Regions from separate parts of the Homo sapiens genome. Here region 1 is linked to region 2. A link is an interaction called in ENCODE POLR2A ChIA-PET data of the cell type or tissue named here. Cell type or tissue: PC-9. All regions are shown on one strand. Each heading gives the region's core, and the rest is flanking DNA. Links, peaks and the distances in the headings are about the cores only.

The links. ChIA-PET counts read pairs that join two places held together with the same protein. Peaks named below come from ENCODE experiments on the same cell type or tissue, not always from the same donor. Only the 100,000 strongest peaks of a DNase experiment are listed, where the experiment ranks them.
Region 1: POLR2A ChIA-PET joins it to region 2 with 20 read pairs; 2 of 35 experiments call an interaction of 5 or more read pairs at or near these places.

What each region holds. Positions count from the first base shown.
Region 1 is chr6:100,194,052-100,211,175 of GRCh38, forward strand. No RefSeq gene overlaps it. Among named protein-coding and RNA genes, the nearest start is that of SIM1-AS1, 190 kb to the right of the region's middle. RefSeq lists an enhancer at 15,985-17,124. In PC-9, for the core only: no CTCF peak of the experiment used is centred there; DNase peaks (open chromatin) are centred at 8,810 and 9,490; H3K27ac peaks cover 2,040 bases.
Region 2 is chr6:100,551,083-100,568,206 of GRCh38, forward strand. The region is part of intron 36 of ASCC3 (activating signal cointegrator 1 complex subunit 3); the gene reads right to left. Among named protein-coding and RNA genes, the nearest start is that of SIM1, 95 kb to the left of the region's middle. In PC-9, for the core only: no CTCF peak of the experiment used is centred there; no DNase peak of the experiment used is centred there.

The sequences.
Region 1 (17,124 bases), core at 4,785-12,784, 360 kb before region 2:
TGTATTTTTAGTGGAGCCGGGGTTTCACCATGTTGGCCAAGATAGTCTTGATCTCCTGACCTTGTGATCCGCCCACCTTGGCCTCCAAAAGTTCTAGGATTACGGGTGTGAGCCACAGTGCCTGGCCTGAATTTTTATTTTCTCCATCACTTCATTCCTATTTGGAAAGCCAATAAGTAACAACAAATATTCTGAAGCACTCTAAGAGCTTGCCTGCAATGTTAAACCAATGAGTATTTAGGAAGAGAAATATAATCCACATGTTCTTGATTAACTTATAATTAAATCATTTGTAAGAGCCATTTGACGTCCAAAACGACTTGTAAGATTTTTTTATAAGCTTTGTTTCCTTAAAGCAAAAAGATCTATTATTGCCAAGAGTAAACAAAGCTTAAAGGCACATCTACTTTAACAACAACAACAACAACAAAGCCTAAAAAGCAAATAACCAAACAAAAAAAAAAAGCAACAAAAACAAAAGCCATTCAATAGCATGATGAAAATGCACTGTACCTCAAAAGTAGACAATACTCCGACTCCAGAGCCATGTACATTGACAATCCTCTTAAGTTTTGACCCAGATATAAATTGCTGGCCAATCTCACCTCATTTACCCTTTTATGATTGGATGGGTAGGACTTGGAACAGAAACTTAACTTTAAATGCAAACAGCTGCTACAACTGACCTAACCCCAAACAACTCCAGAACGCCTACTCTCAGACCTTGCTTTGATCTTGGACCATTAACAATAAGACTGAGAAATTTGTGACAGGGAGACAAATCGAAATTTTCCCACATATGTAATAAAAACAGAGTTCTTTTTTTTTAACTATACTTTTTACTATACTTTTTAAATTTACTTTGTTCCATGTAGGAACAAAGTAGGAAGTATTTATGTCACTCGGTATGGGACTTCAGAGTAGATGGTCCTAACCAACTCTAAAATTTAATAATCTTCTTGTGACCAGCTTGCCAATAGAAAAAGCATCTTATAGTTTGCCCTGTAAGTGAACTTGGGCAAAGAAACAAATATAGGGACAAAGATTCAGCAAGAAAGTTGAATCTTTTTCAAAAATAAAGAATATGATTGACAAATATTTAATGACTCCACATTTAGAATCGAATCATTGAATATGTTTTTGGTAAAGGATATATGTGAAACTTAACTCTAAATGTCCTATATTTTTAAAATAATGTATACAAAAACACATTTTTAAAACCAAATTGTTTACTATTCATGCTCAAAGTATTTGCAATTCACTAGAAACCTAAAAATACTATTTTCAAAAATTATTACATAACAAATTCCTATTCGTTGTAGAAAACTAGGAGATACAAATAAATTTAAAGAAATAAATTCACACCATGGAATACTATGCAACCATAAAAAAGGATGAGTTCATGTCCTTTGTACAGACATGGATGAAGGTGGAAACCACCATTCTCAGCAAAACTATCGCAAGGACAAAAAACCAAACACTGCATGTTCTCACTCATAGGTGGGAATTGAACAATGAGAACACTTGGACACAGGAAGAGGAACATCACACACCAGGGCCTGTTGTAGGGTGGGGGAAGGGGGGAGGGGTAGCATTAGGAGATATACCTAATGTAAATGACGAGTTAATGGGTGCAGCACACCAACATGGCACCTGTATACATACGTAACAAACCTGCACGTTGTGCACACATACCCTAGAACTTAAAGTACAATAAAAAAAAAGAAATAAATTCAGATCACCTGTATTTCCACCATCCTGTAGTAACTATTATTAACATGTGTATATGTATGTATGTGTGTGTATATCTATATGTGTGTATATATACATATATATGTATATGTGTATATACATATATAAGCATATATATGTATATGTGTATATACATATATAAGCATATATATGTATATGTGTATATACATATATAAGCATATATATGTATATATACATATATAATACACACACACACAGATACTTTTTTCCACCCATATTTATAAATGTAGTTTTTCTTAACAAAAATAAGATGCCACTATAAATGTTTTTGTAATTTAATTTTTTTTCCTTCATTCCATAGCCTTTCAACAAATATTAAACTTTCCCTTCTTTACAAGATGGTGTCTGAGTACAGGGGTAGCTTACGTATTCAGATAGCTCTACAATCCATAGAGACCATCTTTCTGGTCTCTTGTACCAGTTTGAAATCATGCATCCCCACTTGCCAAGTCTGCAGATGATAAACCCTTGATCTATTTTCTGGCATGGGCCTTTCCCAAGGGTAGGTCTTGTGGCTTGATGATGCACCACCCTCGGCACACTGATGCTTACCTCTGAGTCCAGCTTTGGGCTGCCTGTTTGCCTGGTATCACCTCTATGCTTTGAAGACAGAAAGTCTTTAAAATTAAGACTTTAAGGGAGGAGCCAAGATGGCCGAATAGGAACAGCTCCGGTCTACAGCTCCCAGCGTGAGCGACGTGGAAGACAGGTGATTTCTGCATTTCCATCTGAGGTACCGGGTTCATCTCACTAGGGAGTGCCAGACAGTGGGCGCAGGTCAGTGGGTGCGCGCACCGTGCGCGAGCCGAAGCAGGGCGAGGCATTGCCTCACTTGGGAAGCGCAAGGGGTCAGGGAGTTCCGTTTCCGAGTCAAAGAAAGGGGTGACGGACGCACCTGGAAAATCGGGTCACTCCCACCGGAATACTGCGCTTTTCCGACCGGCTTAAAAAAGGGGCGCGCCACAAGATTATATCCCGCACCTGGCTTGTACGGTCCTACGCCCACGGAGTCTCGCTGATTACTAGCACAGCAGTCTGAGATCAAACTGCAAGGCGGCAGCGAGGCTGGGGGAGGGGCGCCCGCCATTGCCCAGGCTTGCTTAGGTAAACAAAGCAGCCAGGAAGCTCGAACTGGGTGGAGCCCACCACAGCTCAAGGAGGCCTGCCTGCCTCTGTAGGCTCCACCTCTGGGGGCAGGGCACAGACAAACAAAAAGACAGCAGTAACCTCTGCAGACTTAAATGTCCCTGTCTGACAGCTTTGAAGAGAGCAGTGGTTCTCCCAGCACGCAGCTGGAGATCTGAGAATGGGCAGACTGCCTCCTCAAGTGGGTCCCTGACCCCTGACCCCCGAGCAGCCTAACTGGGAGGCACCCCACAGCAGGGGCACACTGGCATCTCACGCGGCAGGGTATTCCAACAGACCAGCAGCTGAGGGTCCCGTCTGTTAGAAGGAAAACTAACAAACAGAAAGGACATCCACACCAAAAACCCATCTGTACATCACCATCATCAAAGACCAAAAGTAGATAAAACCACAAAGATGGGGAAAAAACAGAACAGAAAAACTGGAAACTCTAAAAAGCAGAGCGCCTCTCCTCCTCCAAAGGAACGCAGTTCCTCACCAGCAACGGAACAAAGCTGGATGGAGAATGACTTTGACGAGCTGAGAGAAGAAGGCTTTAGACGATCAAATTACTCTGAGCTACAGGAGGACATTCAAACCAAAGGCAAAGAAGTTGAAAACTTTGAAAAAAATTTAGAAGAATGTATAACTAGAATAACCAATACAGAGAAGTGCTTAAAGGAGCTGATGGAGCTGAAAACCAAGGCTCGAGAACTACGTGAAGAATGCAGAAGCCTCAGGAGCCGATGCGATCAACTGGAAGAAAGGGTATCAGCGATGGAAGATGAAATGAATGAAATGAAGCGAGATGGGAAGTTTAGAGAAAAAAGAATAAAAAGAAATGAGGAAAGCCTCCAAGAAATATGGGACTATGTGAAAAGACCAAATCTACGTCTGATTGGTGTACCTGAAAGTGATGGGGAGAATGGAACCAAGTTGGAAAACACTCTGCAGGATATTATCCAGGAGAACTTCCCCAATCTAGCAAGGCAGGCCAACATTCAGATTCAGGAAATACAGAGAATGCCACAGAGATACTCCTCGAGAAGAGCAACTCCAAGATACATAATTGTCAGATTCACCAAAGTTGAAATGAAGGAAAAAATGTTAAGAGCAGCCAGAGAGAAAGGTCGGGTTACCCTCAAAGGGAAGCCCATCAGACTAACAGCGGATCTCTCGGCAGAAACCCTACAAGCCAGAAGAGAGTGGGGGCCAATATTCAATATTCTTAAAGAAAAGAATTTTCAACCCAGAATTTCATATCCAGCCAAACTAAGCTTCATAAGTGAAGGAGAAATAAAATACTTTACAGACAAGCAAATGCTGAGAGATTTTGTCACCACCAGGCCTGCCCTAAAAGAGCTCCTGAAGGAAGCGCTAAACATGGAAAGGAGCAACGGGTACCAGCCGCTGCAAAATCATGCCAAAATGTAAAGACCATCGAGACTAGGAAGAAACTGCATCAACTAACGAGCAAAATCACCAGCTAACATCATAATGACAGGATCAAATTCACACATAACAATATTAACTTTAAATGTAAATGGACTAAATGCTCCAATTAAAAGACACAGACTGGCAAATTGGATAAAGAGTCAAGACCCATCAGTGTGCTGTATTCAGGAAACCCATCTCACGTGCAGAGACACATATAGGCTCAAAATAAAAGGATGGAGGAAGATCTACCAAGCAAATGGAAAACAAAAAAAGGCAGGGGTTGCAATCCTAGTCTCTGATAAAACAGACTTTAAACCAACAAAGATCAAAAGAGACAAAGAAGGCCATTACATAATGGTAAAGGGATCAATACAACAAGAAGAGCTAACTATCCTAAATATATATGCACCCAATACAGGAGCACCCAGATTCATAAAGCAAGTCCTGAGTGACCTACAAAGAGACTTAGACTCCAACACATTAATAGTGGGAGAGTTTAACACCCCACTGTCAACATTAGACAGATCAACGAGACAGAAAGTCAACAAGGATACCCAGGAATTGAACTCAGCTCTGCACCAAGCGGACCTAATAGACATCTACAGAACTCTCCACCCCAAATCAATAGAATATACATTTTTTTCAGCACCACACCACACCTATTCCAAAATTGACCACATACTTGGAAGTAAAGCTCTCCTCAGCAAATGTAAAAGAACAGAGATTATAACAAACTGTCTCTCAGGCCACAGTGCAATCAAACTAGAACTCAGGATTAAGAATCTCACTCAAAACCGCTCAACTACATGGAAACTGAACAACCTGCTCCTGAATGACTACTGGGTACATAACGAAATGAAGGCAGAAATAAAGATGTTCTTTGAAACCAACGAGAGCAAAGACACAACATACCAGAATCTCTGGGACACATTCAAAACATTGTGTAGAGGGAAATTTATAGCACTAAATGCCCACAAGAGAAAGCAGGAAAGATCCAAAATTGACACCCTAACATCACAATTAAAAGAACTAGAAAACCAAGAGCAAACACATTCAAAAGCTAGCAGAAGGCAAGAAATAACTAAAATCAGAGCAGAACTGAAGGAAATAGAGACACAAAAAACTCTTCAAAAAATTAATGAATCCAGGAGCTGGTTTTTTGAAAGGATCAACAAAATTGATAAACCGCTAGCAAGACTAATAAAGAAAAAAAGAGTGAAGAATCAAATAGACACAATAAAAAATGATAAAGGGGATATCACCACCGATCCCACAGAAATACAAACTACCATCAGAGAATACTACAAACACCTCTACGCAAATAAACTAGAAAATCTAGAAGAAATGGATAAATTCCTCGACACATACACTGTCCCAAGACTAAACCAGGAAGAAATTGAATCTCTGAATAGACCAATAACAGGAGCTGAAATTGTGGCAATAATCAATAGCTTACCAACCAAAAAGAGTCCAGGACCAGATGGATTCACAGCTGAATTCTACCAGAGGTACAAGGAGGAACTGGTACCATTCCTTCTGAAACTATTCCAATCAATAGAAAAAGAGGGAATCCTCCCTAACTCATTTTATGAGGCCAGCATCATTCTGATACCAAAGCTGGGCAGAGACACAACCAAAAAAGAGAATTTTAGACCAATATCCTTGATGAACATTGATGCAAAAATCCTCAATAAAATACTGGCAAACCGAATCCAGCAGCACATCAAAAAGCTTATCCACCATGATCAAGTGGGCTTCATCCCTGGGATGCAAGGCTGGTTCAATATACGCAAATCAATAAATGTAATCCAGCATATAAACAGAGCCAAAGACAAAAACCACATGATTATCTCAATAGATGCAGAAAAAGCCTTTGACAAAATTCAACAACCCTTCATGCTAAAAACTCTCAATAAATTAGGTATTGATGGGACGTATTTCAAAATAATAAGAGCTATCTATGACAAACCCACAGCCAATATCATACTGAATGGGCAAGAACTGGAAGCATTCCCTTTGAAAACTAGCACAAGACAGGGATGCCCTCTCTCACCACTCCTATTCAACATAGTGTTGGAAGTTCTGGCCAGGGCAATTAGGCAGGAGAAGGAAATAAAGGGTATTCAATTAGGAAAAGAGGAAATCAAATTGTCCCTGTTTGCAGATGACATGATTGTATATCTAGAAAACCCCACTGTCTCAACCCAAAATCTGCTTAAGCTGATAAGCAACTTCAGCAAAGTCTCAGGATACAAAATCAATGTACAAAAATCACAAGCATTCTTATACACCAACAACAGACAAACAGAGAGCCAAATCATGAGTGAACTCCCATTTACAATTGCTTCAAAGAGAATAAAATACCTAGGAATCCAACTTACAAGGGACGTGAAGGACCTCTTCAAGGAGAACTACAAACCACTGCTCAAGGAAATAAAAGAGGATACAAACAAATGGAATAACATTCCATGCTTATGGGTAGGAAGAATCAATATCGTGAAAATGGCCATACTGCCCAAGGTAATTTACAGATTCAATGCCATCCCCATCAAGCTACCAATGCCTTTCTTCACAGAATTGGAAAAAACTACTTTAAAGTTCATATGGAACCAAAAAAGAGCCCGCATCGCCAAGTCAATCCTAAGCCAAAAGAACAAAGCTGGAGGCATCACACTACCTGACTTCAAACTATACTACAAGGCTACAGTCACCAAAACAGCATGGTACTGGTACCAAAACAGAGATATAGATCAATGGAACATAACAGAGCCCTCAGAAATAATGCCGCATATCTACAACTATCTGATCTTTGACAAACCTGAGAAAAACAAGCAGTGGGGAAAGGATTCCCTATTTAATAAATGGTGCTGGGAAAACAGGCTAGCCATATGTAGAAAGCTGAAACTGGATCCCTTCCTTGCAACTTATACAAAAATCAATTCAAGATGGATTAAAGACTTAAACGTTAGACCTAAAACCATAAAAACCTTAGAAGAAAACCTAGGCATTACCATTCAGGACATAGGCATGGGCAAGGACTTCATGTCTAAAACACCAAAAGCAATGGCAACAAAAGACAAAATTGACAAATGGGATCTAATTAAACTAAAGAGTTTCTGCACAGCAAAAGAAACTACCATCAGAGTGAACAGGCAACCTACAAAATGGGAGAAAATTTTCGCAACATACTCATATGACAAAGGGCTAATATCCAGAATCTACAATGAACTCAAACAAATTTAGAAGAAAAAAACAAGCAACCCCATCAAAAAGTGGGCAAAGACATGAACAGACACTTCTCAAAAGAAGACATTTATGCAGCCAAAAAACACATGAAAAATGCTCATCATCACTGGCCATCAGAGAAATGCAAATCAAAACCACAATGAGATACCATCTCACACCAGTTAGAATGGCAATCATTAAAAAGTCAGGAAACAACAGGTGCTGGAGAGGATGTGGAGAAATAGGAACACTTTTACACTGTTGGTGGGACTGTAAACTAGTTCAACCATTGTGGAAGTCAGTGTGGCGATTCCTCAGGGATCTAGAACTAGAAATACCATTTGACCCAGCCATCCCATTACTGGGTATATACCCAAAGGACTATAAATCATGCTGCTATAAAGACACATGCACACGTATGTTTATTGCGGCATTATTCACAATAGCAAAGACTTGGAACCAACCCAAATGTCCATCAATGATAGACTGGATTAAGAAAATGTGGCACATATACACCATGGAATACTATGCAGCCATAAAAAATGATGAGTTCATGTCCTTTGTAGGGACATGGATGAAATTGGAAATCATCATTCTCAGTAAACTATCACAAGAACAAAAAACCAAACACCGCATATTCTCACTCATAGGTGGGAATTGAACAATGAGATCACATGGACACAGGAAGGGGAATATCACACTCTGGGGACTGTTGTGGGGTTGGGGGAGGGTGGAGGGATAGCACTGGGAGATATACCTAATGCTAGATGATGAGTTAGTGGGTGCAGCGCACCAGCATGGCACTTGTATACGTATGTAACTAACCTGCACAATGTGCACATGTACCCTAAAACTTAAAGTATAATAAAAAAAAAAAAAAGAAAGGAAAAAAAAGACTTCAATTCTCAGTTGTGCCCAGTGTTCTTCCCTGGGCCTATGACAATCTCTGACTCTTTGTCAACCACATACAGCCTATGGAGCCCTGACCCCTCTCTGCTTTAAGCTGGCCATGTTGCCATTTCTACTCTCCTGTTGGTGCAGGCCATTCTACAGTTCTCCTTAAGGGGTAGCAAATGAGAATCAAAGCACATGCTCTTGGCTTCCCATTCAAAAACGTGCTCTTTCTGTGGTGTTCAACCCATAAGGGTGGAAAAAAGGACATTCACATTTGACTCCTTGCTGCCCCTCCCTTTGTCTCTGGGTCCTCCTCTCTGGCCCCAGGAAAGTCTTGCATAATTTTCCAGATTTTTTTCTGCTTTATCATCTACTCTGTGGTCAGTCCTTTAAGCTCTGACTCATTGAAACATGCAATTTTTCCCATTTCTCATTAAAGCCTGGCTTTTGAAAGTCAAAAGTATTTGCTTTTAAGCTATTAACTCTCTATGGATTTAATAACCTCTGTTTTGAAACTTAAAGTCAAGCAATGATTCCCTTGTTCTTGGCAGCCCCCCACCCACTTCCACATGGCAATGAATTCCTCTGAACCATTGGGTAGGGCAGCTGCCAAACAACTCTAAAAGGGGATTACCACAAGACACATTGGTTTGATATCTCAAAAATGGCATCCTTTATATCACTGGAAGTGAAATTGTTGAGTCAAAGAAAATGTATATTTTAAAGACTTTAAGTACATGTTAGTTATCCTCCAGTAGACTATTAAGAGTGGCCTTTTAAACCTAAAAAAGTTAATATAAAAAATGAGTATTAGCATATTTTCATATTTGTCAAATAAAAATAATAAATAGTATCTTATTACTTTAATTGCTAAAAGCATGAACAAATTTGATAGACAACTTGGTAGTTATATTAACTCAATCATTTGATAAATATATATAGGTTCCATATGTGTGTTACGTAATGGGAAAAAATCTGCAAGACATATTCTATGACTCATATTCAAGAGGCTCACAGGCCAATGGGAACACAGCTTGTAAATAAGTAATTGCCTCTGAACGTCAAAATGAAGAGTGATAGGAATAAACTTTTACACATTCAATGTTTTAAAAAATTCCATGAGTCACTGGGCTTGGTGGCTCATGCCTGTAATACCAGCACTTTGGGAGGCTGAAGCAGGCTGATCGCTTGAGCCCAAGAGTTCAAGACCACCCTGGGCAACATGGCAAAACTCCATCTCTACTAAAAATACAAAAAATTAGCTGGGCTTGGTGGCATGTGCCTGTAGTCCCACATATTCAGGAAGCTGAGGCGGGAGGAGCACCTGAGTCTGGGAAGTCAAGCCTGCAGTGAATATAGAGCATGCCACTGTACTCCAGCCTGGGCGACAGAGTGAAATCCTGTCTAAAGAAAGAAAGAAAAATACATTCCATGAGTCCACACTGATACTTATAAAGGGTTTTTCTTTTCCTTTGCTTTTAGGGAGGGAGAAATGGAAAAGTTTTCTTTATTCTTTTAAAAAGCCAACTAATAAATGTAGAGGGAATTAAAGAAACAGGAAGTAATTCATTTACTGGCATCTAGCATCATAACAATAATTGACTCAGTTAGGAATCATCATTAGATGCTAGAATTATGGGATGAAAACTTGTTGAGAGCAGCATATGGAAAAATTGAGTTGAGGGACACTCTATTATTAAATTACCAAATTTAACATCAACAGTAATGGGAAAAAACTGACATTATGTACCTTTGATGTGATGTGATAAAGAGTATACAATATCATCATCTATGTATATTCTTGCCAAAAATGTTTAACCTAAATTAATCATAAAGAAACATTCAAGTCAGACAAATTCAAATGGAAGCACATTCTGTAAACAACTGCCCAGAATTCTTTAAAAATGTCAACACCACAAAACCTACTCTGTGTCAGTCCATTTGAATTACTATAAAGAAATACCTGAGACTGGGTGGTTTACAAAGAAAAGAGATATCTTTTGGCTCATGGTTCTGCAGGCCATACAAGAATGGCACCAACATCTGCTCAGTTTCTGGTGAGACCTCAGGAAGCTTACAATCATGGCAGAAGGCCAAGAGGAGCAGGCATATCACAAGGCAAGAAAGGGAATAAGAAAGAGAGGGGAAACTCCTAGACTCTTAAACAACCAAATCTCGTGTGGACTAAGTGAGAACTCACTCATTACTATGGGGAGGCCACCAAGCTATTCATGAGGGATCTACCTCCATGGCCCAAACACTTCCCACCAGGTCCCACCTCCAACATTTGGAATCACCTTTCAAGATGAGATTTGGAGGGGACAAATATCCAAACCATATCACATTCCCATTATGCCCCCTCCCAAAAGGCTATGAAACTTTTCTAGATCAAATAAGACAAAAGATATATACCAACGAAATACTACAAGTAACTACTGATTGGATCCTGAATCCAAAAACACTTTAAAAGAAATTATTGGGCAATGGAGGAATATTTAAATAGGAACAAGTATATTAGATAATAGTTTCATTTCAATATTAAATATTCTGAATATGGCTGTGAAGGAAAATGTCCTTGTTATTAAGAGATGCACTCTGAAGTATCTAGTGGTGAAATAGAGTGATATTTACAAGTAACTTTCAAATGGTGGAGAGAGAAAAAGAGGAGATGGAGGGAAAGAGAAAGAAAACATTGCAAACTAGGTGAATCTAGATGAAGGGTATATCCATTATACTATTTGGTCACATCCCATACTTCTGAATTATTTTGAAATAAATACTTGGGGAAAAACATTAAGTGATTGTAAAAAATAATAATTCCCGTACACCACGAAAATGGCATGAGAAAGGCAGTAATTACGAACAGAGATGGCATAAACCTTTCTCCTCTTTTCTTCTCCGTGTACCTCTACTTCTTGGTGACAGTACACTATCCTGTGCCTGAAACACCATCTGATGCCAATGACTGACTAAGTGATATCTCTAGTTCTGTCTTGTCTTCTGAATTTTTTACTGCTGAATCCCCATTGCCTGGCACCTAGTAGGTCAAATGCTTGAGAATGAATGAATACATTCTGCTTGGAGGAGAGAAGGGCAATGTCATTGGGTAAGAGATTCTTTATCTAGATCTTTAAAAGTGAGTAGATGTTAGTAGTAAGGTGAATGGGAAGATGGCCTGTACATCCGTAGTTGACTCTTTCTCCAATGCCTTGGTCTAGACAATAAATGATCAACACAAGCTGAGGCAGAGAGGTGGGGCAGGGGGAGAAGTGGAGCGTGCCCATCCTGTATGATAGTAATGACAGATCCTCAGCTAGTTGTTTTTCTGTGGTAAAGTAGACCAAGAATTTCCAACTCTGATTTTAAGAAGAAACTGAAAATCTACAGATTTCTGGAAATTTTCTCAATTATTAAAAGTCTTCTTTTTAAATTTATTTTAAGTTCTAGGATATATGTGCAGGATGTGCAGGTTTGTTACATAGGTAAACGTGTGCCATGGTGGTTTGCTGCACCTATCAATCCATCACCTAGGTATTAAGCCCCTCAGGCTCAAACAAAATAAGTATTCTGGATGAATGACACAGTTTGCAGTCCCAGATCTGAAACATGATTAGTAGCAAAAGATAAGTAGGGCCAGCAGAAAGAACAAATCTTGGAGACTCTTGTGAAAGATATGCTATAAGAGATAGAGCCAGGTTTTAGGGGAAGATTAAGTATGTTTGATGAGAGAGACAGAAAAAATGATCACCAGTCAAATCGGAAGAAGGGAGACAAGTCCTAAATAAGACATTTAAAAAAAACCTGTTAGTCATTGGGGCACAAAAAAACATAACCTCAAAAGAGGGTCACACACACATACACAACAAGATAGCTTCACCTTTAAAAGTGAGCCCAGTATAGTGTTAGCTTCCCAGAGCCCCTCTGCTCTGGAGGGACCTGGGAGTACAGTGGAGCCTGGCAGAAGAGGTGTTTGTAGTAAGAATTGGAGAGTGGGGCCTGTCCAAGTGGAACTGAAGCAAAAATTTCATGTTGAATCTCCCTGGGTTCACACAGATCATTCCAGGAGTCCTGCTTCCACTGGAGAGGGCAAGAACTGAAAAGCAGTGGGCACGGGCACTGGAGCTTGATAGCACATTCCCAACTCTGTAATCTTCCCTCAATCACCCCCTCACCAATTTTGCCTTTTGTTTTCCCTAAGAAACATAGAAATGTTTGTCCAACTGGAGGAAACATTGATAGCATCTGTAATTTGCATTATTTTGCTTTTTTGGTCTCCATATTTACAACCATTCAATGTCTGTTTTTGAGCATCTGCTTGGTGCCAGGCACTGTATCAGGTACTAGAGACACAGCAAAGAGCAAGACAGATCATTAAATAAAGATATTACTTGTATATAAAAATAAATCCTATAAAAGTCAAGGCATGATTTTTTTCAGGAAAAAAAAAATAGAAGTATGTTTAGACAAAATCTACAGGACAAGGAGATTACAGTGAGTTAGTCTCAGAGAACACCAATTTAAATTTTCATTCAATCATTCACTATTTTTACAATAATTTATTGATTATTGACTATTGCTCAGCTATAGAAGATACTAGAGAGAAAAAAAACAAATTTTTACTGTTTGAGAGTTCACATTCTAAGGAGGAAGCTCAACATTTATATAAATAAATAATTATGATATGTATAATAAGAATAGAGGTTTGAGCAAAGTGTTTAGGATCTCAGTGAAGGAAGAAATTAATTCTACTTAAGGGTCTGAGAAGTCTTCTCTGGAAAGTAGAGAAGAAATCTGGATTTGTTTGGTGATGTACTAAGAAATGGTCATAAATTGTAAATACTGAATAGAAAATATATTAGAGAGACCTGTAGAAATTAAGAACTGAAGGGGAGTGGTCTTGGGAAGAAGTTTTATGAAAGTGGACCTGTGCTGTACAGTACTAGGAAAGAGACAAAGTTGACTGCGGGAACTGTACATAAATGGGATGTCTGGCTTTACCCTTCCACCACATGTGAGGCTTTTGGAACAAAACGTTAATAGAAGGTGTGGGGATATTGATACAAATTATATCCTGATAACTTGTGAAACAATTTGCATCTCATCATTTTAAAATCCCCATAATCTTCTCAAATCAGGCCGAGAACCTTCAGGATCTGTTACACTTGTGTAAGAAGGTGGTGGGATGCAATTCCCTATGATGGATTCAGGCAGTCTTTTCCCACACTCAGTGGAGTACCAAGGGTGAAAGGCAAAACAGCATTTAACACAGGCAGGAAGAGGCTGCAATGTAGAGAATTTTTTAAAAAATAATAAAACTGGCCAAAAATTAGTTCACTTTTTATTTTCACCATGAGTGCACAATTCTTACCCATGTCAGTGATAAAACGCTTCTTCCCAAAATATGTTCTCTAAGTTCCAAGCAATTATTGTGATTGCTGTTTGAGTTCTAATGTGAAAGCTGTAAGTGATCACATTTTTTGTTACTCCTCATTTAATAGGCATTATTTTTGACATGGAAGTTAACACAGAGTTCCCAGTTTTACAGCTATACTACAACACACACACAGACTCAGCTATACATGTTCATTTAGAAAGTAGTTCATAACAGGTTAAAATTATTTGAGCCTGTGTAACTTATGTCTGCAACCCCTAAGAGACTACGAAGTCTTTCATTTAAATAGTAGATACGAACTAAACAGGGATAGCTGTGTGGATTTTTTTCTTCTCTGATTTTTTTTGTTGTTGTTGCAAATGAGGTTAATCACACACACACAAAATTTGCAAATAGCTAGTGTTATTCTTGAACGATGAGCAGTGAAAACCAGCTTTAAAATCCTTTCTTGATTGGCTCACAAAAATTGTGAAATATTCCATTTACCATTTCATAAAAAAAGAGAATCAAATTTTGAGAATAAAATTCTCTTCATTGTCTGTGTTTATTTTCTGGCCATGAGTTATTGTTTATTTCTTAATTATTCTGAAAATAATTATGTTGTAATGAGGAAGGGATGTTCATAAATGATCCCCTCTGAGTGTCAAGAATGCTGGGCACATTAGTACCTATTCACAAACTTCTCTAGCAGTGAGCTGAAGCAGCTAGAGGAAGTTTAAGGCAAAGAAGCAAAAGTCAGCTCTTCCCCAAATGTGGCTGTCTTCAGAAACTTGGTTTCCTAGAACTCATGGACTCAACGGTGAATGTGGTTGGGGGACTCATGGTTTTAGTGGAAACTGAGTATTACAATTTTCAAAACACTTGAAACTCCATTTGTAAAATTCTCACAGGTAGACATTCCATAAACAAAAGATGTTAGTATATTACCATAAATAACTCAAGTTATTATGATTACTCAAGTTATATTGTATGCTGATTTAAGGTACCTTTTATCATAGAAGAGAAATAAAAGATCTTTTGCATCAATGAGAGTGCTTGAATAAATCACTCCTGTGAATTAACATGTCACAGAAGAGAAGCGGACCCCGATATAACAGATTCAATGGATAAGAAGGAGGGACAAAATTCTGCATCACCAGTTTGAGATGTACTTCCAAAATCCACCTTCTAATGGACAGAAAAAGCAAGGCCATGTGGAAATTGTCTATAACACTATTTAAGGGATATTTTCTGTCATTGGTTACATTCAGCATTGATTTGTCATTTTGATTTCATTAGTGGTCCTTATGACTTGGATGCTCACATTCTGCTTGAGGAGCTATAATTACATTTTGTCAACCAAGCTAATCTGATTTTTGCATGCACAATAACTTCCAGATCTAACCTACTTCAAGAGTCCTATGCTGTTGCTGCTGCTTCTACTGCTACTACCACAAATAGTGATGTGTCACAGAACTTTAAAGAGTTTTTAAAAGTATTTAGATAAATAATCTCTCCCCAAGTTTCTTAAAATTAGAACTGCGTGTGATATAATAATAATCAAATCTGGAGATATACATGTTAAGTGCTCATGCTGGCACTTCTCTTCCCACACCAATGCAGACATTACTAACCACTCTTTAGCACTAAGCCTAGATACCCCTCTGAGTCTTTCACAATTATCAGTGGATGTCCAGGCAGCCACTAACCTATCATCTTGTATTGGCATTACAAGAGAAAATATAGTTTCTATTCCTGATATAGTGTAATTTATCATTTTACAGATAAAGAAATGCTCAAAAAGGACTGCACAGTAAATTAGTTGCAGAGTTAGGACAAGAACATATCTTATCTCCTGACTCTCAGCCCAGTACCCTTTCTACTGTCTCATGTGTAGTTTTCCGTAACATAACACCCAAATGACTAATCAGATTCTGGTTTCAAAATTTAAAAACTCACAATGACTTTTAAATTTCATTATTCAGAAAGCTGTTCTAATAAAGAGACTTTGGTCCAATATATTTACTACCTCATCTGGTCACCATCCTTTACACAGCAAGTATAATCAGTTATCTCTAGGGGGCAGAGGGTGATTTCAGCAGTTGCTGAAATACATGCATTTATAAAGACTGCTAGCATTTTTACATCCTACAAAAATGCACAGAACCAATCCCAAAACATCACCAACCCTCAAATAGAAGGATTCTAGCTACATGTGAGGGGGGGTAGCTGATCAAAGTCAGCTGAGACTAATAAACATGAAAAAGAAGAGCTGAAGAGAAAGACAGATGCCGATGAGTACTTCTCACCATTTAAGACAACTTATAATTCTAACCATTCTGCTAAAAACAGACAACGGACTGATTGCTATTGTTTTACTGATTAACTATTCTCTCTGCTTTGTCCCAAAAGGCACCCTGGCAAACTTTGCTTAGTAAATATTGACACCTGTACACCAAGCTGGCTAATGCCATTGGCTCTTCAGCAATCTTCCCATCTGTTGCCTGAGAATTTTAAGCAACGTATTTTGGGAATCTTGCTCTCTTTCCATTGTAAACTGTAAAAAATGCTACCCAGAAGCTAATCCGAAAGCCACATGGCCCTAGAGGGGTCTGTGGTAAGTAAAGGGAAATGTAGTCTAATATGTAAAATGCATATCCCACTGGCCTCCGCGGCCACCCTGTCTTTAGTTAACAGCATGCCAGGGTAATCTGCTTAGTTACCAAGTGGGGCTTTTTTCCCTCTTCCCCATGAGATCACCCAGACCACGATCAAAGCCCAAACACACTCTCTGCCAGCTCTATTGTTCCCCAGAGTGGGATTAATGACTAATTATGTCAGGTCACTCATCCAGATGGCCTCTCAGATGTTCCTTTGTCATTGTCTGACCTTCCATATGCCCCTTTGACCTTGAGGTTTATTTCCATGGAAACATGAAGCCTCAGTTTCCTTGCTGAGATTGCCAAGAATTGGCCAAAAGGAGGGATACAGGATAATCTACCCATAGTTTGTATTCTGCTTCCATCTCATGCCTTGTTAAATCCAATGAATAGATAAAAAATGCTATCTGGTCCCAGCTGAGTGATGACCATGGTCATGATTCTATGTTACATGCTATGTTTTTTAAATTAGCAGACAGCTTTGTACATGGAAACGTGCATTCAATTTGAAGAACATCAATCGCCATAATGTGATCTTTTTATCTCATTAATGTTAAGCAAGGGTAATAGAATGGAATTACAAAATATCACTGTGAAAGGAATACAATTCAGAGAATTATAGATATCCTCCATTAAAGC
Region 2 (17,124 bases), core at 6,218-14,217:
CTTAACTAAGGGTTCCTTAATTTCTTTGCAAAAAACTATATGCACTTCAATAAAAATTAAAAGTACTTCAATAACCACAAGGTCTTACTGGGCTGGGTAGCTTGTTTACCACATATTTATTCAGCATATATTATGGACAGGTATACACAATGGTAAACAAAAAGAGACATGACTCTCTGCTTTTATGAAGCTCTGCAGTCTAGCGGGGGAGCCAGACCTTAATCAAAGATAATCACAAATAAATGCAAAATGGCAACTGGACAAATATAATGAGGAAGAGGTACATATAATAATAGTGGGCATGTAGGTATCTGTGAAGAAGTTATGATTGAATTGAAAGACAATCAAAATGATTTTTTTAAAAGAAAAAGGAAGGAGGGAAGATAGGTTAAGAATCAAATTTGAATAGAAAAGGGGGGACTGGCACTTATTATAGTAACATACTCTTAAAAAGGCTTAATATTATTTTTCAAATATAAGTTATATCTACACTGTACTTGATAGTGAGTCATAATCCAAAAGTGTCTACACTGATTTTATAATTAAACATATGCTTTTGGTAAGTAGGACATTTTTCATTATCAAATTTGACACAGACAACACTTTTGAGATCTTCAAAGGAGCTGACATTTGGTTTATAAATGTTTATCAATTATCAAATCAATATTAGTTTCCATATTTAAAAATTATAATTAACAGGTCTAATCAACAGCTATTACTTCCTTTGACAGTTCTTCTTTTTCTGCTTCCAGTGTTTGAAATAAAGGGAATCCAAAGAATGTGGTAGTAAGTAACTCATCCCTTTAGAGATATTATAGATCTCTAGGGTGGGCATGGTGTGGGATGAGGTGGTGGAGAGAAATGTGAGATCTGGGAATTGATACAATAGGTGATCTTCAGCTCTGCCACTTCCAAGCTATGTAACCTTCTGAGAGTAACTGTAACTCCCCAGGTCCCAAATTTCTTATCTTAAATTTGGGTTTGGTGTGAGAATTCAATATGATAGTGTTTATAAACCACTTAAACATGGTAAGATGTGCTGTAAATGTTAGAAATAATAATAATAAAAATAATAGTAATAATAATGATAATAATCACATCTGATACTCTAAAGGATGTTAACTGAATTTTAAGAGTTAATTGAATTTTGTTCTACAGTTTTCAGATGTAAATCTTTGTTTATAATTATGTAAGTGTCCTTCACTATGTAAAATAAAATTTAATTAACCTACTTTAAAAAATATGATTCTTAAAGTGTTATTCAAAGAAACAAGATTTTTAAAACTTATGCTTTACTAGTAGTTTCACATTCATTTTATTCAAGTAACCATACAATTTATATGTGATTGCATCATTGAAAATATTGGTTCTTTGAAAGACCAATATGTGCTTGTAATATAAGAGACAGTCAAATTCAAGATAAAATATTCAGAAATTGTATCCTCTTGAACTGCAGATTTGATACTGTGAGCTTTAGTCTCCAATCTCCAATTAGGTTTCTTTTAAATCCACATTAATTAAATGCTCACAAAAGTACATCAATGTGTGATAAAGAAATATGCTCTTTCCAGTGCACCTCAGTGGAACTAACTCAAAATAGTGTGGAAAGATAGAGAAAAAGAAGCATTAATACAGCTGGAATGCAACATTTCTGAAAGAAAAAAAAAAGTATTATGGAGTATATTACTCTGAAACCCTATAGTGTTTTTTAATTAAAACTCAAGTGCTATGAACCACAAGAAAAAGATAGAAAATATTATATATTTTAGATTATTTAGAATGAATAGAAAATATTATAAGTTGTTTTTTTCTTTTCCTTTTGGAGATGATATTTTGATTATGGACTTGAAAAGAGATTTAAAATGAAGACAGACTGAAGACAACTGCTATTTAATCCTCAATTGCTCTGCCAGGCTCTCCTGTGAATACCATGGTCATGTACTCCTGAAATTCCAGTTCACAGTTTCTCTAAGCTCTTTAGAATATGACATGCTTGCTTCACCACTTTACTTAGTTCTCAGGTCCCTCAAGTATTTTATGCTGGGTGTTTCAGAATACTTACGGAGGAGGTTTTTTACTTAGTTAAGATTAATTAGAAAGGCAGCAATCTCAAGATCAGCAGAAAGTGAGCTAGTAAAATAATCACAATCCCTGGTTAAAAACAAGCAAACAAAAATCCTTTCTAGCCACTGCTTCCTTAGTAGGACACTCTATTTACCTCCAAATTACTCCTCTAATTTTAAACAACTTGTCTAGCTAATTTCCTGTGTGATCACTGACTATCGGTAAGGTTCATTTTCTTATCTACATCATGTAGGTAATTAGAGGAAATTGAAAGTGGGTAGTGAAGCTTTTATGCAACTGGGATTGAAGCTGAATGGAGGGCAGCAAGGTCAGTGGAGTCCATTATATTTTTATGTGAGAGGCTGGTTTGTCTGCCCTATCCTTGTTTATTTAGTGTAGGCTGGACAGACTACTAACTGCAAATCTGTGTCTCTGATTTGCCCAGCTGTCCTTGAATAAAGACATCTTCCCCTGCAAATGTTAAATGACAGTGATCGACAACCTATGATGAACTCTGCTTGTAACCCCCTGCTACTGTTTTTAGATTGCAAAAGAAAAAAATAGAATAAGGAAACATCTTTTGTAATCACATCAAATGGTCCCTGCTGTTCTCTGAATACTTTTCATTTTGTTTCCCTTTTCATTACAAATCTCAATCTGTTCTACAAATGCCATAAACTCAGCCACTCCACATAAAGTTAAAAAAGAAAAAAATATTTAGCCTACTAAATTTTGCTTGCATATTCATGCTGATTTTTAGTTTACTGGGGATATACACTATTACATAATGGTTTACTCACACCCTTATGTCACATAACTCACTTGCTTGTTCTCCTAAGAATAATATGGCAAAATCTGTACAGCTAAATATGAGATATGCCTTTCAGCAATTAGCTGGCACTTGGGTTTAGTTAAAGCTCTGGTAGTTTTATTTGATATGTAAATCTTACATGTACTGTGACCCTTAACAACATTGACTGTAACTTTACCTTTTAGATTTGTTAAAATAAGAAACAAATGATTAAATACTTAAAATCTACTTTGACTTTTTCTTTACTGAAAGCATGTGAACAAATGAATGTTGGTTGAGTGTGTGTGTATTTTTAAACATACATATATATTTTTTCTTCCAGGTACAGTAACTATTAGTGTCTGCTTTACCTAAGCAGATTACTGGGAATAGAGGAAAGACACGACCAGAATGGATTTGTACCTGGTTGCACATAAACATTACGCAACAGTAAACTAGTACTTTTATGTCACTGCACACATCGCTGCCTACACTGAACTCACTAAATCACAGATAAGAGGGCACTTGTACAGTGGGGATGGCAGCCTGCTCGATGTGAGACTAAAGAAGCTTTATGCTATAACTTAATCTCTGTCATGGGAAAAGTAAAACTTATAAAGTTAATGAGTTCTAGACTTTAAGTAGCACTTGATTAATTTGTAACATTCTGAGGCGTTAAAACAAACCAAAATTAGTTTCTCACATTCCACTGCTGTCTTTTGGCCACTGAAGCTTTAGAAAAAACATTTCAGTAAATTTCCCTGATAGGAATCCTGTTTAATTTCTGAAGTATTAAATTAATTGGGTATTCTGTATTTTATAATAATATTTGAAAAACAATCTGGCGTTTACCACACTAGGTCCAGATATATCAACGGATAAAAAAAATGCCTTATATTTTTATCTTTATTTCTTCAGATATTATTGGATCATTATCTATTAAAAACTAAGTGTGATATAACTTTTTTCTATATATTATCAAATATATATAGTTAGCATTGTTTTTAACACTTATGATTTGGACTTTTATTAAAATTATCTATTCAAACTTTATAAATCATATATCATACCAAACAAAATAAACCTCTAAAATAAAAGACTATTATAAATTGGATTTACATGGTATTTATATTGACCAGAAAATTCACTGCAAGGTATACTAGGAATTAACATTCCAGGTTGAAAAAAGTAAAAAAAAAATAGCCCTATGTTAGAAAACATTTATTGGAAATGATAAAACTAAAATCCAGCTAATTAAAAATTTTCTAATATGCACATAGTTTACTCCACTACAATAAAGTATCAAAATAACTTTATCATGTAAATGGTAAAAATATAAGTACTAATGTCTATCATTGTAATTCTTCATAAAAATCTATGTATATTTCCTTTCAGGGCTCATGTGAATATATGTGTCTGACTTGTATCATTGTCTTATAAGTACTTATGGACATATGTTCGGCCCTCAACCAATTAGGACAAGCACATAAGCATTTGTCAAAAATAAATATGAAGAAGAAATGATACTTCATTTTTTCCAATATAAGAAGGACCACCTGGTTGACAGCTGGAATTTAAGGGATCTTAAAATAGTGGGTACCAGCAGGTCTGTTGTACTTAAAATAATTCAAGTGGTAAGAATTCCATCAGGAACATCTATTTCCCAGGATTTATAGCTAAGTCCTTAAAAAATTGCCCTTTGATGAAACTTGAAAAAATTCCTGTTTTAAAGGCTACAATAAAAATGCCTTACAGCTTAACAATGTTTAGATATTTTCCTTTTAAGAAATAAAAATCTCAAGGCTGTCAGGTTTGAATCCTAAAAAGGGATACTGAGATTAACAGCAACATATAATTGTGTAAGATTCAGTGTCACACTCTGTAATCTATCTTAAAAAGCCAAATAGCCAATAGCTGGGTGTGGTGGCACAAGCCTGTGGTCCCAGCTACTCCAAAGGCTGAGGTGGGATGATTGCTTGAGCCCAGGAGATGGAGGCTACAATGAGCCGAGATAGAGCCACTGCAATCCAGCCTGGGCGACAGAGTGAAACCACATCTCAAAAACAAACAAATGAAAAAGCCAAATAATCTTTCTAATTACCTTGCTTCTACCTTTAAAACCATATATATTTATTAGAAGTGACTTTCTTTGTAATTTGCATTTCTACTGGGTATGAGAATATATCAAACTTAAACAAAAAGAACCCCACAAGAATTAAACCCAAAATGGAAAGGATTAAGGCATAGCATTAAAACCTTTCTAATGTGTTTAATATTTGCTTAATATTCTTGTTCTAGGAGTTAAGAAATACATACACAAAAAGTTAAATAAATCTAAAAATGAAATATCAAAACAGGCCAATATATAAGAAATACCATAATACAGGCACAATTGCCAAATAAATGAAATGAACGCTGGTGCTACAAATTTAGAAAAGGTAATAATCACTGAGGCTAAATTAAGGAAATGTTAAGAGGATGCCATACCATGTGGATGGATGAATGTCAGATACATTGTCCAGGTGGGAATCATAAGCAAATTTATGAAGCGAAATATGTACACAACATGATTAAAGGTGGGAGTAAGAATGTTAATCAGGAGAAAGGGGAAGAAGTAATTTATAACAGTCTAATGGAAGGTGTAGGTAGAAAACTAAGACTGTGGAGGACCTTGACAGCCAGGCTAACGAAATAATTCTTTATTATGTATATAATTGTAGACTGTGGAGGGGAGAAATGATGCAAACGGTGGTTTAAAACAGATTAATTGGCAAGACTGTGTTGGGTACATTAAGTATGTCAGAGAAACTAAAGTTGGAAGATCACTCAGGAGACTGTCAGCACAATTGTTTAGGAATAGGGTGATGAGAACCCAAATAGGAGCTAAAGAGTGAACATTTTTTTTTAAGGGAGAAATTTGAGAAAAAAAATAATAAAGAAAGGACTGAATAAAAGGCAGCTGGTTTAATATGTGAAATTGGGGAGCAGAGAGGGAGGAGCCAAAGATTACCCCCAAAAATTCATCTTGGAAGTATTAAAGACTGTGAATGCAGCTCACATAGAACAATGGTAGGACTCCTCAGTCTTCTGGGCATGATGAACACAAGATTTTAGACATGTTGAGTATGTTCACAGAGGAACAGCGACATGGGAATATCTACTGAGCGAGCAGAAGCAGACTAAGTTTTGTTGACTTATTCTACTCTTTTTATATTCTCTATTTCATTTATCTCAACATTTATTTTTGTTACATGCTCCGTTGTGATTGCTCTTCTTTTTCCAGCTTTTTTAAGGTGGAGGGTTAGGTCACTGATTTGAGATAGTTCTTTAACGCAGGCATATACAGCTACGAATTTCCCTTTAAGTATGCTTTAGCTGGATCTCATAAGTACTGTTATGTTGTGCTTTTATTTGAAAGTATTTTCTAATTTCTGTTGTGATTTCTCCCCTCAATTTCTGTCTGTTTTTGCTGCATGGATTTGGGATGTTGATTTTAGTATGGATATGTTTATAATTTGTATATCTTTCTAATAAATGAACTCATTATAATAAAACGTTTGCCTTGTCTCTATTAAAATGATTTTTTTTTGTTTAAAGTCTATTTTGACTGACATTAGTATAGCCACTGACTGACATTAGTATGGTATAATTCAGCTTTTACAGTTGCTGTTTACCTGGTATATCTTTTCCCAACCCTTCACTTTTAACCTAATTTTATCTTCAAATATAAAATGTGCCCCTTCATAGAGAGGAAGATTGCCAGAGGATGGGAGGGGTAGGGTGGGTGGGGGGTAAGGATTGTTAATGGGCACAAAAAAATAGTTAGAAAGAATAAGACCTGCTATTTGACAACACAACAAGGTGACTATAGTCAATAACTTGATTGTATATTTTAAAATAAGTAAAAGAATATAATTGGATTATTTGTAACACATAAAATAAATGCTTGAGGGGATCACCCCCCCCAAAAAAATGTGTCTCTTGCTGATAGTGTATAGTTAGGTCTTGTTATTTTCTCCAGAATCAGAATTCAACTGAGTTCTGTCTGATTCCAAAACTGGGGCATTTTCAAGTATACTTTATTGTCTCTATAAACAAAAAAGGAGAAAATACTTGATAATCCCTCACTTCTTTGAAAAAAAAAAAAACAAGGACAGGAAGAAATGTTCATATTTTGGTTTATTATAGTAATATAAGAAGAAAACTACATAAGACTAATGATACTATAAGTGCTCAAAAGCAAAAGACTTGAATATCAAAGTATTAAGGGAGGATAATGAGAAAATTGATGATGTCCTGATATATATATTTCTGGTAAAAAAATTTTCTATATGATTGTGTGCTAAAAGTTAAACCCAAAGTGAAAAGCATTGTACCCTGCTTTGATTAGGAAGAAATGGGTGACCCTCAAATTTCTGAGTAATTCTTATGAATATTCTAATTCTCTATTTTGATTTGTAAATACATTGCTTAAAATTAAGGATTGATTCAATAAGTGATTTGTTCTTTTGAAACAATGTTCTTTATGATGATAGAGGGTCAAATGCTGCTACAGAATTAATCACATGGTTTGCAAGCCATATCTCAAAAAGACAACTTTGAAGAAGTCATGATGGAACATGTAAAATAAAGAAACTAGAGATTTGTGGGGTGTTTTTGTTCCTTATTTAGGCTAGGTACAGCATTTGAAGATATCATAGTTTTCTTCTGAGTGGGACAGATAGCTGACAACAAGAGATGGCTTATTTAGTATAGATTGGGAAACAATTATTTCAATGTATTAGCAATCATTACTACCTCGACTTAACACTGCTCTAGGCTTCTTAACTCCTCAGTTATTTATCCAGCCCCTCTTAGACTTGCTTGCTTTCATTCCATATTATGTCCTCTGGCTATTTTATCATGATGAGAAAGTCTTCCTGACACTTATGAATCTTGCATTTTTGTAGGAGCTTTTTCTATGAAGTGTCAATCTTTGAATTCTACTTAGGGCTTTTAAAAATGTTTATCTCTTCTTGAGATATACATTGAGAATTGAGTATTGAGCATACTCTTGGTAAAACAAGATTTGGACTCAGTATTAACAAAAATCTGAAACTTAATAAAGGTTTATATCATTATGTAAGGTGTGAATAGAACCACAGGAGAAACTGATTTTAAATAAACATACCAGAACATATGTATGTCATGTTAACCAAATACCTTGGGAGGTTATAAATGCATTTCAATAGGGCATTCACTACTCAACATACTGTGAAACTTCTTTTTTGGCATTGCAATCAGAATGACTTTAGGAACTACACATTATCATGTAGTCAAACAAGATTTTTTACAACTCCAAATTACATTGCCTGACTTAACAAACTTACTCACTTGACTTGGCTTCAAATAAATTCCTTCTGTTTTCTCAAAACAAAAGTAAAGGTAATGAACAAAACAAAACAAAAAACCCACAAAAGAAAAATAACCATTAGCGGACCACATTTTGCTACCCAAATAATCAAAAGAATGTACAATAGGGCCTGGAAGGAGTTAATATTTTTTTGTAATGGCAAAGCCTAATAAAAACAGCTTTTCAAATAAATAATCCTAAGGAGACAATAGTCATTGGACGTATAAATTCTGTTACAGGGCTGGGCATGGTGGCTCACGCCTGTAATCCTAGCACTTTGGGAGGCCAAGGCGGGAGGATCACCTGAGGTCAGGAGTTTAAGACCAACCTGGTCAACATGGTGAAACCCCATCTCTACTAAAAATACAAACACTATCTGGACGTGGTGGTGCCTGTAATCCCAAATACTTGGGAGGCTGAGGCAGGAGAATTGCTTGAACCTGGGAGGAGGAGGTTGCAGAGAGCTGAGATGGTGCCACTGTACTCCAACCAACCTGGGTCACAGAGCTAGACTCCATCTCAAAAAAAAAAAAAAAAATTCTGTTACATTTGTTAAAAACATCACTTAATTCTATTTTGAAACCCATATTCATTACTCAAAAAGATAAACATATTGATAGATCATATAATAAGATATGGGAAACAAGTGTCACGTGGAAATCTTAAATTGGGAGAATGAAAATAAAACCACTAAAAATAGAATGGTTATACATTAGAAAACAAAATGACACCTGTCAATCAAATAGCTAATGCTATGTCTTTCTGGTAATATATGTAAGTGGATATACTTTGGACATCTAACTTAGTGTCTGTTTAGGCAGAAAGTTTTAGTTTTAGTTAATGTTTGCAAAATTTAGATGTTTGAAGTTATTAACTCATAAAATTAATCACTTCCTAATATTTAGAGATATCAATATTTTGGCTCCAGGGTAAACTTTCGAGAAGTTATATTTAAAGACAACAAAGAAAAACAGAGATTTTCAGTACCAGATGTCAGGGAAGATCCCATTTGGATTTGAGCTACTTAAATTTGCAATCATGTATTTATACATCTAACAGAGCTTCTGTTTCCCCCAGAATCAGAAAATTAACTAGCTTTGTAGCATCTTCCTTGATCTGCCACCCGTGCCCTGAGGATTAGAGACTCCACCTGAGCTTGTTTTACAAGCATAACAGAAAAAATTAATCTCTGCTGGCAGCACTCCCACTGGGATACTGATGAATAATGATATCCCTCTTTTGCTGCCCTCTCAGTCCACTAGAAAAGCCACTCTAACCTGGCAACGTGGCAACTGCTGAAACCATTCCAGCTGTGGATTAGGAGGCAGTCAAGCATCCATCTGCTCTGTGTGAATCAAGAGAAAGCAAACATGCATTCTTATGGCTAAAGTCATAGTCAAACCCCAAACATCTTAGAGGAACACACACACACACACACACACACACACACACACACACACACACGCACACATAACAGGCAAGCACATACTGTAGGCTAAATTAACCCAGTTCCTCAATTTAGTTTGCATTTCCTTGGTGCTTTTAACATTGGAAAACAAAGTACATATATGTTGAGGGGGTATAAAGTACAGCTCTTAAGTTTGGTATGCATATATGGGGCTGATTCACCAGACATTAAACTTCTAGGGTGTGATATGAGGATACATCAGGTATATATGCATTTCCAAATTCTCAAATATAGCAACCAACCACTTGTTTTATAAAATAAGACTCAGTGGCTTAACTTTACTGATACATTGATGTGGTGGATATCTGTAGATTTTTGTCTTCTCCAAAAAGAAAAAAAAAAAAAACCATTGCTTGGTCTACAAATAGCAAAATTGTATTTAACAGGACTCTATCAGCTCCATATTAATAAGCTCTCTAGCACGTTAATATATCCATAATGTGCTGATGTTTATAATGATAGCCTCAGGACTTTTAAAGAGCCTTAGGGGTCTTCTGATTCATCAAAGAAATACATAAATGCACATACATATATATTTTAACACTGTTCTAAATGTATTGTGTTAAAATTCCTTGAATTCTGAAATCCATATATACGTAGAAACTTCATTAACAAAAATATTTTAAATAACTATCACATCATATTCCCAGTCCATGATTTATAAAAAAAAACAAAACCCTGCTTTTAAGTTTCAGTCTGGTATCACCCACGTCACTTTGGTGCGGGTCTCAAATGACAATTTATTTATCCTTTGTTTTTTCCCTGATTTTAGCTGCATTCACAGGTTATTTTGAGGTCTTAATTGATTCTTTCTCTCTCATTCCTTCCTTCTTCACTGGTTAAAAAAGTAAAAGTAGTTCCAGGTCACAACACTTTCTATGCTTTTAGTTCAGCAAAGTAATACTGTCAGCTCAGTCACTGATTCTGAGCTGTTCATTTGTTGATCTATCAGAAAAAAGATGACACCTGTTTGGCATTCATCTTACAAATTTATTATACTGTTTAATAAATAACAGAAAATACTTAAAAAGATGATATAAAAGACCTAAATCTAAAAGTTGAAGCAAGTGTACATAGAAGAATAATTCTCTCTTACCAACAGAAATACTTGAAAACTGAGATTACAGTGCTTCTGGCAAATTGCATTATTTTTCTGAGTTACACACAAAACAACGAATAGAACATAAGAAAGCATAACATTTTATGTATCCAAGGAGGATGATATTTGTGAAGTCCTTCTTACACCTCAATTTCTTTTTAAAGCACAATGAGCTCTAACTTTCTGAAATAATCAAATTTCTGAGATAAGCTTATATTCCATTGGACTGTCAGTTGGAAAACATTGTGAAATAAGTGGAATCCTTTTTCAGGAGAATATAATGTTAAAATAAAATACAGATGTGTGAATAATACTACTGTAATAAAGACCATTTCCATGTATTTTATTTGGTAGTAACAACAAAAGTTTTCAGAAAACATAGTATGAGAATGAAGCATATCCATTTCTTTGGGTTTAGAAATCAAAAGGTATCACTGGAAATTCCTCTAGGCTTCTATCATAAATATTTTAAACCAGCATAAAAATATTCATTTTAGCCTTCTCATAGTGGGAAGACTAGAGTCTGCTAAGAATTATTAATCAGTAGGTAGATTTTTTTCTTGAAAGAGCTTTTCAAAATGATTCAGTTACTTAGTAAGTGATCTATTGTTTGACAAACATAAATATCTATTAGAGTATGCATATAGGTCTGTATAAAAACAAACACTTTTTCCCACTGATTCCCTTTCAAGAACGTAAGTTTATGTTTTGGTGGTTACAAATTATTTATTCTGAAAGAGAGATACTGGTCTTTACGGAAAAGTTTTCTAGTTTTTTTTTCTATTATAAATAATGCTGTGAAGACCATTTGTATACATTTGTGTACATACATTTTGACAGCACACTTAATTCCTTAGGATCAATTCCTAAAAATGCAATTGAAACGTCAAGTTTCAAATCTTTTAGAGATGTAAAATAAACATGTTGATAGATATCAAATTTCCAGGTCAATGAAGACTGTTTAGCAGTGTTAGGGAATGCCCAACTTACAGTGTTCTCATCATCAGTATGTATTATCCTTTTTGAATCCCTGACAATTTCATAGGCTAAAAAGGTTGCCATTTTTTTTTCAATTTCTATTTCCTTTATCAGTGAGAAGGCTGAGTATTTTCTTTATATTTGTTAAAGATGAATTTCTTCTTTTGTAAGTTGTTACCAAATGCCTTCTTTTCATTTTACCACTGGAGTGTTAGTGGCTATTTTTTTAAATATTATGATTAAAATTTTTTAATATTACCTTTTTACCTTTCAGAATTATGACATATATTAATGCTTTTTAAATTACATTTAAAGACATGCATATATTCTATATTTTTATGTATGCACATTTACCCATTTCCTTTTGCGATTTCTTCAACTCTTTTTTGTGCTTCTTCCCATCTTCCCGTTTTAGAATTTTAAAAGGGGGAAGAATATACAATTTTAACATTATGCTTGGCTTTAATTCTTAATCTAGCTGAAGTTTATTTTGGCGTATACTATAGAATTAGAATCTAACTTGAATATTTTTCCAAAAAGTTATACGATTCACCTCCTACTTGTTGAATTAAACCATCCCTTAACCAATGATTTATGATGTTTCCTTTTTATTTGGTTAGTGTTTCACATGGATGATAAGTGAGGTGGGTCTTGACCAAAGTGTACAAACTGTCCTGGCTGTGGTGGGGAAGGAGGCATTCCTCGCACGTGGATTAGCATGAGCTTCATGAGGGATTAAAAGGGGAAGAGCAGTTGAAGATGGGGGCTATTCTCACTCTGCCCAATGCCGAAGCCAGACTCAGAACAATCCCATATGTAAGGCTAAGGAATGTAAATTCATCTAAGGTTTTTTTATTAGAACAGAATAATGATACTTGTTATATGTAGAAATGATTTATGTAAGTTATAATACACTGATAATCTAAATTTGCTATCAATATTAAAATATTAAAATTGATATCGATATTAAAATATTATTACTAATGAAAGCTAGCAACAGCAGATATCATATGGTAGGTAATGTACTAAGGCTTTATACATATTATTTTATTTAATCCTCCCCTTTGTTTTAGAGGAGCATGGATCTTAGGTTAAGTGACTAGTCCAAGGTCATACAGTTAGAAAATGGTGCAGTTATGCCTGTTTGACGCCAAAGCCCATCTTCTTTTTTTAATATTAAAAAAAATCCTTGTTTTTTAAGGTGTTTCACTATAATGTTTTTATTTTTTCAGTTTTTACTTATGTATAATAGTTGTACATATTCATGGGGTACATGTGTTTTTTTTTTTAATACGTGCATACAATGTAGAATGATCAAGTCAGGGTAACTGGGATATCTAAACATTCTAGGTCTTCTCTTCTAACTATTTGAAATATACGATAAATTCTTGTTAATAATAGTCACTCTACTGAGCTACTGAACACTAGAACTTACTCATTCTATCTAACTGTGTTTGTACGCATTAACCCACCTCTCTTCATCCCCCATACTCCCAGGCTCTGGTAACTATTATTCTACTCCCTACCTCCATGAGATCAATTTTATTTTAGCTCTCACACATGACTGCAAACATGTAATATGTGTCTTTCTATGCTCAGCTTATTTCACTTAACATAATGCCCTCCAGTTCCATCCATTATAAAAGCCCATGTTCTTAATAACCAGAATTGCAGCATATTCCAGATATGCTGGTACCAGTTACACTTTCAAGACTGTTACTACCAAGCTACAATCACTTCTTAGACATAGGCCGGTTCCCTTCCTGAAAGCAGGAATCATATCTTAATTATCATGGTTCCTCTTGTACCTAACATAGTAGGTGCTATATAAAATATCCTTGTTGGACTGTTGAAAGGCTATGTTTAAAAATTATATGTAGAATAGTAATAGGTGTAGAACAAATAATCTTCCAAATAGGAGAAAATGAAGGAAAAACTAGAGGAACTAACTAGGAAAGGTGGTCAAGAATAAGTTGTAGAAGAAGGAAGAGATTACAAAAGTGCAGTACCTGTATAAAAGAATAAATGGACATTTAGTCCCTCATTAAAAACTAAAATGAAGTAATGCTTTGTGTAACAAAAAGGCTTATTCTTGAAAAACTATATTTTATAAATACTTAGACTTTAAATATGGTTCCTTGCTGCCCAGTATCATATTAAATAATGTAATATTTGCCTAATTATTCAGGAAGATAAATACTAAACATCACAGTCCAACCAAATTAGAGTTGGCATTACCAAAGAACTGGATTAAATTGACCAGAGCTTTAACTGCAATTGAATCAACTGCATTTTTCCAGATGAATATATGCCTAATAAAATGGCCAATTTGATTTGCCTGATTTTTCTCTCAGCCAGGTTTCCAATGGGTTCCCGACTGTTTTGCAGATTACTGCTTAGCCCCAAAAGAAAGAACATTTTTCTTACGAACACAGCTTCCTCATAGCTTTCAAGCCCAAGTTCCTAATTCAAAGAAGTGCTAATCCATTTGCAAAGCGTCTTAGTGAAGGAGTAATGACCCAGCCATAATCAGTATTACTAATAATAATTACTTTATGATTTCTTCTAATTACTAAGTGGCTTTTTAAAAATAAATAAATAAATAAATAAATAGATGAGCACTCTTAGGAGCACAGACACTGGTCTGAAAGCCAGGATAATGTCACATTAAAGAGCCTTACTGCTTTTTTATTTGGAGGTAGGATGATGTGGCAGTGAAGGTTCATTTTTTTACAGACCGTCACTCCCGTGTCATAGTCTAAACCCCAGGGCCATGGCTTTCAGTAAAATATTAACCTGGGGAGAGAGGACGAAGGGAACAAGGGAGTAGGGCAGAGCAACCAAAAAGAGAGAACTCAGAAAATGCCACTGAAGGGGTAACTATGAGAGAGGATGGCTATGCTAATTTCTTTCACTATAGCAACCACTTTATATCTCATAACATCATGTTGCAGACCTTAAATATACACATTGACATTTATTTTTTTAAATGCCTCTTAAGAGCAAAGATTACTTGGCAGCATAATAGTCACAAGACTGTGTACTTTTTTTTATTCCTCCAAGCCATTAATAATGAAATAAAATGTTTCTTAGTGAGTCCAATAGGGCTGCTCTTCTGATGGTCAAGGAGAGACTAAGTGTTCTGAATCCCTAAAAATGTAAAGGTGTCCAGAGTAAAGCAGCTCTGAATGCAAAAGAAAAGCCAAACGTAAATAATAAACTTAAACCAAAACACAGCACAACACAAAACAAAAACCTGTCTAGAGTAAGGTCAGATATGTTCCAACATGTGTCCCTTAAATATGTATAATGCTTTATAAACATATACATACTAATTATCTAATTACCTTACTGGATACACACAGTAAACCTGTGAAGATGAATAGGGTAGGCATAATCACACATTTTTTAATGAATAAAGAAATTGAAGCTTAGAGGGATTAAATAGCTTGCCAGTTACACAAAGAGGTTAAAATGGTCATGCTGAGATTCGAACCCATGTTTCTGAAATGCAAATACCCTTAATAAGTCCACCATACTATGGCCACCTCAATGTATTAACGGCTTTTACCTACATTCACAGGTCATTCCCCACCTCCTCAGTTTCAGCTGATGATCTTGCTTCTTAGTTTATGAAAAAATTAAAGTCAACAGAAGGGTATTACTTCAGTATCCCACTATCCAACAGCAACCTCCTTATATCTGTACTTCAACACTGTATCTTCTATTACAATGGATAAATTGTCTCTACTTGTACCTAAGGCCAATTATTCCATTTATGCATTGATTGCCATTTGTTTTTTGTTTTTTTAAGGACATTGCTTCTTCCTGTATTATCTCCCCACCCCATCCCTGGGATCATTTCCATGAGCATATAAACATGCTGCAACAGCTTTAGAAAAAGAAAGAAAATTGATTCCATGCCATCCCTGCCTCCCTAGCTCCATGTAAGGAAGGATACTCCTAGCTGTATTTTCTGTCTCTACTTTCTTAAAATTCATTCTCTCTTGAATCCTCTCAAATAAGTCTTTTGTCTTCAACCCTCCACTGAAATTACTCATTGAAGATGCCTAGGATCTCCATCTTATTAATTGAAAGAATATTCTCAGCTCCCATCTAACTCTGTATCTCAACAGTCTTTAACTCAGTTAATCACTATCCCCTTCTTGTTTTTTTAGTGACTAGACAATAGGAAAATTTTTATTTAAAAATTAAAATAGCTTTTAAATTATTTTAAATATATAATTTACTTATTGAAAACATCAGACAATAAACACATAATCAAGAAAAAAATTCTTTAAAATTCCACCACTCAGAGATGATCTGTGTTAATATATTGGTGTACATTCATCTAAATCTTTTACTATGCATATCTATGCATAGTAATATATATGGCTCAAGCTACATACACTGTTTGTACCTTAATTTTTTTTCCTTTCACTAAACAGTATGTTGTGGATGGCATTCCATGACTAGAGGCATAGGTGTACATCATTGGATTAATGGTTGCACAGTATTTCATTGCATAGATGTACCTTAATTTTAATTATTTTCAACTTTTAGATTCAGTGGGTACATACGCACGTTTGTTACCTGGTATACTGTGTGATGCTGAGGTTTGGGTATGAATGATTCTATCACCCAAGTACTGAACATAGTACCTAACAATTAGTTTTTCAACCCTTGTCCCTCATCCCCTCTAGCAGTCTCCAGTGTCTACAGTCATCTTTGTGTCCATGAGTACCCACTGTTTAGCTCCCACTTATAGGTGAGAACCTGCAGAATTTGGTTTTCTGTTCTTGTGTTAATTTGCTTAGGATAATACTGCATCCATGTTGTTGCAAAGGACATGATTTCTTTTTTTTTGTGGCTGTGTAGTATTCCATGGTGTATATGTACCACATTTTTTTATCCAATCCACTGTTCATGGGCACTTAGGTTGATTCAATGTCTTTGCTACTGTGAGTAATGCTGAGATAAACATGTGAGTGCATGTGTCTTTTTGGTAGAAGGATTTGTTTTCTTTTGGATCCCCAGTAATGGGATTGCTGCGTTGTATAGTAGTTGTTTCTAGTTCTTTAAGAAATCTCCAAACTGCTTTCCACAGTGGCTGAACTAATTTACATTCCCACCAACAGTTTGTAAGCATTCCCTTTTCCCCACATCCTTGACAACATCTGTTTTTTTTTGACTTTTAATAATAGCCATTCTGGGCTGGGCGTCTTGGCTCACATCTGTAAACCTAGCACTTTGGGAGGCTGAGGTGGGAGGATCACCTGAGGTAAGGAATTTGAGATCAGCCTGGCCAACATGGTGAAACCCCATCTCAACTA